Regions from separate parts of the Homo sapiens genome. Here region 2 is linked to region 1. The links are chromatin contacts, found by Hi-C or POLR2A ChIA-PET in ENCODE. All regions are on one chromosome and are shown on one strand. Each heading gives the region's core, a stretch centred on a gene start or an enhancer-like site at or near the end of the contact. The rest is flanking DNA. Distances are from core to core; before and after follow the strand shown.

The links. Hi-C counts contacts between places; a loop is a spot of excess contacts on that map. ChIA-PET counts read pairs that join two places held with the same protein, here RNA polymerase II (POLR2A). Pooled maps may share reads with other maps.
Region 2: a map of heart right ventricle shows a loop between it and region 1 (7-fold over the local background). The contact joins two enhancer-like sites. A Hi-C loop is called at or near these places in 4 of 168 maps with a recorded cell type or tissue (Right ventricle myocardium inferior, gastrocnemius medialis, heart right ventricle and 1 more) and 3 of 50 pooled maps. POLR2A ChIA-PET finds 5 or more read pairs at or near these places in 1 of 52 experiments (HCT116).

Annotation. Positions count from the first base shown.
Region 1 is chr1:14,257,757-14,261,173 of GRCh38, reverse strand. It overlaps a transcript of KAZN not described here. Among named protein-coding and RNA genes, the nearest start is that of KAZN-AS1, 160 kb to the left of the region's middle. RefSeq lists an enhancer at 1,363-1,862. Within about 2 kb of position 1,958, at least 5 of the 41 ENCODE cell types and tissues checked have a DNase peak (open chromatin) inside an H3K27ac peak, as active enhancers do.
Region 2 is chr1:14,302,615-14,305,835 of GRCh38, reverse strand. It overlaps LOC124903847 (a long non-coding RNA gene), which reads right to left. Exons shown (of 3, transcript XR_007065475.1): 3 at 1-3,221. It also overlaps a transcript of KAZN not described here. Among named protein-coding and RNA genes, the nearest start is that of KAZN-AS1, 120 kb to the left of the region's middle. Within about 2 kb of position 1,386, at least 2 of the 41 ENCODE cell types and tissues checked have a DNase peak (open chromatin) inside an H3K27ac peak, as active enhancers do.

The sequences.
Region 1 (3,417 bases), core at 709-3,208:
AGGATTTGAACCCAAGAAGTCCAATTCCCCACCCTACTTTTTTAAACAGCTTTAGAACTGATCCTTTGAATAGTTCCACAACTTCTTGCAAATAGTTGCCGTCTTAACTTCTGTCTTCCTAAGACATGTATTAAAATCAGAGCCCATACTATACATAACAGCATGCTGTGTGTGTTCACATGTAAAGAGTATGTATTACTACAGGTATCATTGTCGTGTTAGCAAGGGAGGCAGATGTGGCTCCATGAGTGGGAGCATGCACCCTGGAGGCCGTCTGCCTCATTTCAATTCCAACTCCTCACTTTACCAGCTGTGAAACCTGTGACGGCGACTTAACCGCTTTGAGCCTCATCTGGAAAATGGGGCAGTAACAGTACCCATCTGACAAGTGTGTGGTGAGGGTTAAATTAGCGACTATATACATAGTGCAGAAACAGTGCCTGGCAAATAGGAACTGCTACAGAATTTGATGTGGGAATGTGCACAGCTGAGCAGCCTGGTGCCTGCCAGCCGGGCCCGTGTCCTTTACTCACGACTTTGTGGCATTGCTCACAAAGAATGGAGCTATTTCCAGGCTCAGGCTGTCTTTCAGGTGGATCGTAGTTAATGATGTCTCCATCCAGCTGTAACCTTGGACCTAACTCTACATCCCCCTATCTGACTTCTCTCCTATTGTCCCCATGGGCTCACCCTGCTCCAGCCATGCGGGTCATCGAAATGCTCTGTCCCAGGGCCTTTGCACCTGCTGTTCTCTCCATCTGCAGTGCTCTCTGGGTGGTTACTTCACCCTTTCAAACCTCTGCTCAAATGTCCAGACCATCCTCCCTCCCTTGTAAGTCTTCCTGTTCTCCAAGCACTTACCCCATCGGACATTCCGCAGGTTTTACTTGTTTCTTTTGTTTATCGTGTGCCTCCTACACTAGAATATCAGTTCCACGAGGGCAGGGATATCTGTCTGTTTTGCTCACTGCTGTCTCCTTGGTATCTAGAAAAGTGCCTGGCATATCACAGGACCTCAGTAAACATTTGTTGAGTGAATAAATAAATAGGGGAAACAATGAAAGGGGAAGAGGTCGTGAAATTTTTGTCAAGACACAAGGAAGACCGACTTCAGGAGTGTAGAAATTGAAAACGGTGATAACAGCCAACTCAGAAAATAAATGGGAATAAAAGAGTCCACAACCCCGTTCCATTTTCAAAAGAAAAATCCGCTTGCGTTGTGCTTTAATAAAACCTTGCACTTTGGTAACAGCCCATTTATATGTTCAAGGGGAGAGTGATCAATATCTCTGCAGCTCTGGTATTTCCTGGACCCAGTCAAAAGGCACAAGGTCACCCAAAGTCACTGTCACAAAGTAAAGTGGGATGAAGTCATTGAGAAAACCTTCTAGTTTTTCCAAAGCCTTCTGAAGGCCCTGCAGCTGCTGTGTGTCTAGCCCTGCATCAAAGATTCCTACCTCTGCCATTTCCTAACCAGACAGGAGGATGCATCAAAGGAAGCAGTTTGTCTCATGTCCGGGGTTACTAGCATCTCCTCTGGAAATGGTGATGAACCTCAGGCTAACACAACGAATGTGCCTCTTTCAGATGATTCCTGAACCACAGCCAGGCCAATGTGATGGACGGAGGTCTTGCCAGGCCACTTGGGGGGTGAGGCTGGGATGTTCCTAAGACTGAAAGGCAAAGGCGTGCCTCAGAGGGTTGGACTGTTAAAAAGGAGGTCTTGGTGCTGATGTTTGGAGCGCCTGGGTACATCACGTGCTTGTCTCTGTGCCATGGCCGCCGTCCCAGCTCGGCACAGCAGGAGCTTGTGCAAGCCTCCGTCAGCTCCATTGGGGAAGGGAAAGGAGCACAATATACTTCCTACAGAAAGCCCTGGCCCTCAGCCCTCAGAGGCTCGCAGCTGTGCACATCTGGAACAAACTGTCCCAGTGGAGTTGCACACGTGCTCCCAGCATACTCTCTGAATCCGACACCAAGTGCGGAGCCAGGAGGGCCCGGCATGCATGCTGCCTAGCCACGTGAGCCACCTTTCACTCATCTCCAAGCAGAAACCATCGGCCTTTGTGACTTCAACTCCGAGTTGAAAGTGTGCCTTTGTTCATCTGTCCCGCAGCTCGTTGGACATGTCAATAACCTGACAGACCTTTGAGTCTCTCTACCTGACGCCCAGCCCCGTGATTACCTCTCCTCTTTCCATCCCTCCAAATTTGGAGCTACTCTGCATTTTGCTTTTGTTTGGACTTTGCAAAATTGAGATGCCAATGCAATAAACGTGTGTTGACCATTTACCATGGAGACAGCAAGGTGAGCTTCTCTTACTTCTATTAAATCATTTAATCTCTACATATTCCTGCGAGGTTGTAGTCACCTGCATTCCAGGTGAGATTCTAAGAACAAAAGCAACTTGCACAGAGGCTTGACAGACAGGTAGCAGGCAGAGCTGGGACTTAAACACAGCCTGGTCTGATGACAAACTCACCACTGACATGAAGTCAAACATTTGAGAAATGAATTTAATATTCTGAAGCAAAGCAGCTTAACTCGCCAATGCATTTGGTTCTCCCTGGTATAGATTCTAGATTAAACGAATAGCAAAAGAAGCTTTTCTTCCAGAATTATAGTTGAACTCTGTGTTTTTTTAGGCGCAGTGGCTCACGCCTGTAATCCCAGCACTTTGGGAGGCCGAGGCAGGTGGATCACGAGGTCAGGAGATCGAGACCATCCTGGCTAACACGGTGAAACCCCGTGGTCTACTAAAAATACAAAAAAAAAAAAAAAAATACAAAATTTAGCCAGGCGTGGTGGCGGGCACTTGTAGTCCCAGCTACTCGGGAGGCTGAGGCAGGAGAATGGTGTGAACCCGGGAGGCAGAGCTTGCAGTGAGCCAAGATTGCACCACTGCACTCCAGCCTGGGTCAAAGAGAAAGACTCTGTCTCAAAAAAAAAAAAAAAGAAAGAAAGAAAGAAAGAAAGAATCTTGAAATGTTTCCCAAAATACAGTTTTGGGACAGTTTTGGGACAGTTTTGGGACGGTGGAGGGTTCATTGTGATCTACCGTGATGAAGGGTCTCAGGCTCTCCTCTCTCTCTTCATCCGTTCAGTCTCTTGCACTTCATATAAATGCCTGAGCTTCTATCAAATTGTCTAATTTTTCCCCCATTCTTACCCTTCCCCCTTCTTTTCTTTTTTTTTTTTCTCTTTTTTTTTTTTTAATGTTTTTTTTTTTTATTATACTCTAAGTTTTAGGGTACATGTGCACATTGTGCAGGTTAGTTACATATGTATACATGTGCCATGCTGGTGCGCTGCACCCACTAACGTGTCATCTAGCATTAGGTATATCTCCCAATGCTATCCCTCCCCCCTCCCCCGACCCCACCACAGTCCCCAGAGTGTGATATTCCCCTTCCTGTG
Region 2 (3,221 bases), core at 137-2,636, 45 kb before region 1:
GCCATAATCGTAGAAGCAAAGGAGATTAAATGCCTTGCCTCTTACCATAGATTATAAGCCTGTTAAAAACAGACCTGAGGCCTGTTCATCTTTATAATCCTGGTTCTTAGCGATACCCTGCCATCCAAATGATCAGTGAAAGTGTCATGAATTAAAAAAAAAGAAAACAAAAAAAAAAGGGAGAGCAGACTTCCCTTATGTCATTCCCCAGAATTCAGATAGCCATATGCCCTAGATTAACTGGGGTAATCTTGAGTTCAGATCTTTCCTTTCCCTGTCTTCAGAATTAATATTGTCTTGACAGCTGATGCATCCTGTATTTTGGTTCAGCAAATGGGCATGTTTGATCTTGACTGCAGGATCGTATTTGCTTGTTTTTTTTCCAACCTTTTCTGGGGTCACAGACCTCTTTGCAAATCTGGTGAGAACTAGGGATCTTCACTCCCTAAAAATGCAAGTGTATACATGTTCAAATGTTTGAATTCAATTTTAGGAAGTTGTCAGGCCCTCTAAAATATCCTTAAATTCCAAGATATAATCTGCTTCTGTAGGGTTGATATCATGGCTTGCATTTTATTCCTCCAACAGTGAAAGCAGATTCTGCTTTCGACATGGGTTTAACTGAGTTGGACAAGGTGGGAGAGACGATGGCAGTCTTTTCCTCAGCTGACTATTTTCTAGCTAGGAATGCTGAATTCAACCCAGGTTACAAAACCGTAGCTGATGCAGAGGAATGAAAATGCAGCAGACATATCCTTTCTAAAATTTAGGGATGTGTGAGTATGTGGAAAAGCAGAGGAGACAAGTTGTATTATTAATTTTTTAAAATGAGAATCCTTTTCTCAAAGGCCCATAGATCTATCTTCTTATTTAAAATTAAAAAAAAAAAAAAACTAGCTTTGGCTGCAGAGCAATCATGCTTCTTAAGGCTTCTAAAAGAATGTTCTGATGAAAGACGACACAGTCCTAGGGCTTCATCAACATCCACAGCTGACATCTCTGTTATGAGTTCCAGGAGCTCGGTGAACTGTTCAAGAATGAACGGAAAATGCAAAAGTAAATTATGTCATGCCTTAAGACTGTGGTGTGGTAATGCCACATGTACTAGAAAAGAGATTTCGAGTGGTTATACGAAACTCAGATGTACCCCTGGGAATGCATTTGAAGCTCACCGGTTTCAGAAGCCTGCTGGATCATTGGAAATGCATTGAAATGAATTCATTGTCCATGTGTTTATGGATGACTTCTGAAAGAAAAATAGCAATGTTTGACATAAGGCCAAGAAATAGACCAAACTTCCTCAGAACGGAATGTGATTTTAGCAAGCTTCCAAAATTCCAGTTGCTCATTGAAGCTTAGTGAAGATAGTCAGACCTCGTGGGATGGAAATAGAGGCTGAACAGCACACAGAGATGCAGAGCCATCCTGTGAATATTTTGGTCTAAGCTGGGGTAAGTCCTTTTCTCAAGGTCCTGACCAGGTCCTTAGGAATATGCTGAGCTTAAAACCCTTCCCTTTAAGTTTTTGAATCTCAAAGAAAAGTGTCCTTTGGAGATGTTGGATGAAAGTTGAACATCGGTAGGTGAAACTCTTTGAGCACTTTGCAAACTACTGCAGCCAGACAGCTCTTTGCATGAATTCTGAACTGAAGAATGTCATTCAAATTCTTCTGGGCCCATTTTCTACCACTCCAAAAGGAAATGCCCAGAGGAAGGGAAGCCTTGGGAAAACAGAAATATTAGGAGGAAGCTGTGATTTCCAAATGGCAAGACAGCCCCACCATCAATACTTGAAGTTGGTAAGGTAAGAGCTATTTAGCAGAGTCTAAAACAAGCTCGCTAACATTTTGAGAGTCGGGTATACTCTGGAGGAAGGGTTGTTTATTGAACATTCTCCTTGTCTCTTGAGATAAATGACGCACTGGAGAGAATGAGGATTTGAGGAGTTTATTGCTTATATTTGCATTGAAGAGACCAGAGTCAGATAAATGGAAAAGAGAATAATGCAAGACTTGTGGATGTTGGATTCATAAAAAAGAAAGCAAATGAAAGCTGGAGATGCCTAAAAAAGACTTCTTATATGCCATGAGAGATAAGGTAATCTTGAAGGATGGACAGAGTTTGGATAGGCATAAATGGGAAGGGAGAATGATGTAAGCAAAGATGAGCCTTGTTCATTCTGGGACCAACTTGGAGGACATTTGAGAGCCTGGAGGACATATGAGGGTCAGGGTTCATACTTTGTTGTGTATCAGAATGATGACCTAGACAGCCTCTTAAAAGTGCAGATTCCCGTCTGGGCGCAGTGGCTCACGCCTGTAATCCCAGCACTTTGGGAGGCTGAGGTGGGCAGATCCGAGGTCAGGAGATTGAGACTGTCCTGGTTAACACGGTGAAACCCAGTCTCTTCTAAAAATACAAAAAAATTAGCCGGGTGTGGTGGCAGGCACATCTAGTCCCAGCTACTCAGGAGGGTGAGGCATGAGAATCACTTGAACCTGGGAGGTGGAGGTTGCAGTGAGCCAAGATCTCACCACGGCACTCCATCCTGGGCAACAGAGTGAGACACACCTTTGTAGACTCTGATTTCATGGGTCAAGGCTTGGGCTCAGAGATCTGCATTTCTAACAAGCGAGCCAGATGATTTTGACACAGCTAGTCCATAGACCACACTTTGTGAAACACCGACGTCTACTTCCTCTTGGCTTCTTTGTTTAATCATTAAAAGCACCAAGCAGGGATAGGGTCCTAAGAAGGTTGAGTCTAGAACTTGAAGAAAAATGTACCTTCAAGAGCTAAAGCAAGATGGGATGTGAAAAGCCAGGACACACAGGCAAAGACATAACAAAAATGCAGTGAGCTAATATCACATTCAATCTTGTTCCCACCTTGCTGCAGCCTCCACCCAGGTAACCCCAACCAGTTCCAGGCTAACACTGAACCCCATCAAACCATCCTTCTTACAACTCACGTCGCTCAACCTTAAACAAAACAAGGCAAGGGGAGAGGTGGCTCGTGGTGATCAAGAAGTAAGATACAATTTTACCTTTGGTTTCTATAGATTTATGACCTATATGACCTTCCCCATAAAAGCACCTATGAGTAGCTGTCTTTTGCCTTTTTTGGAGATCATAGACTGTTTTGAAAATATGATAAAACCTCTGATCCCTCTTCCTAGATCATTGTATATGGACACTTGTACACACCATTTGCCATGTAATT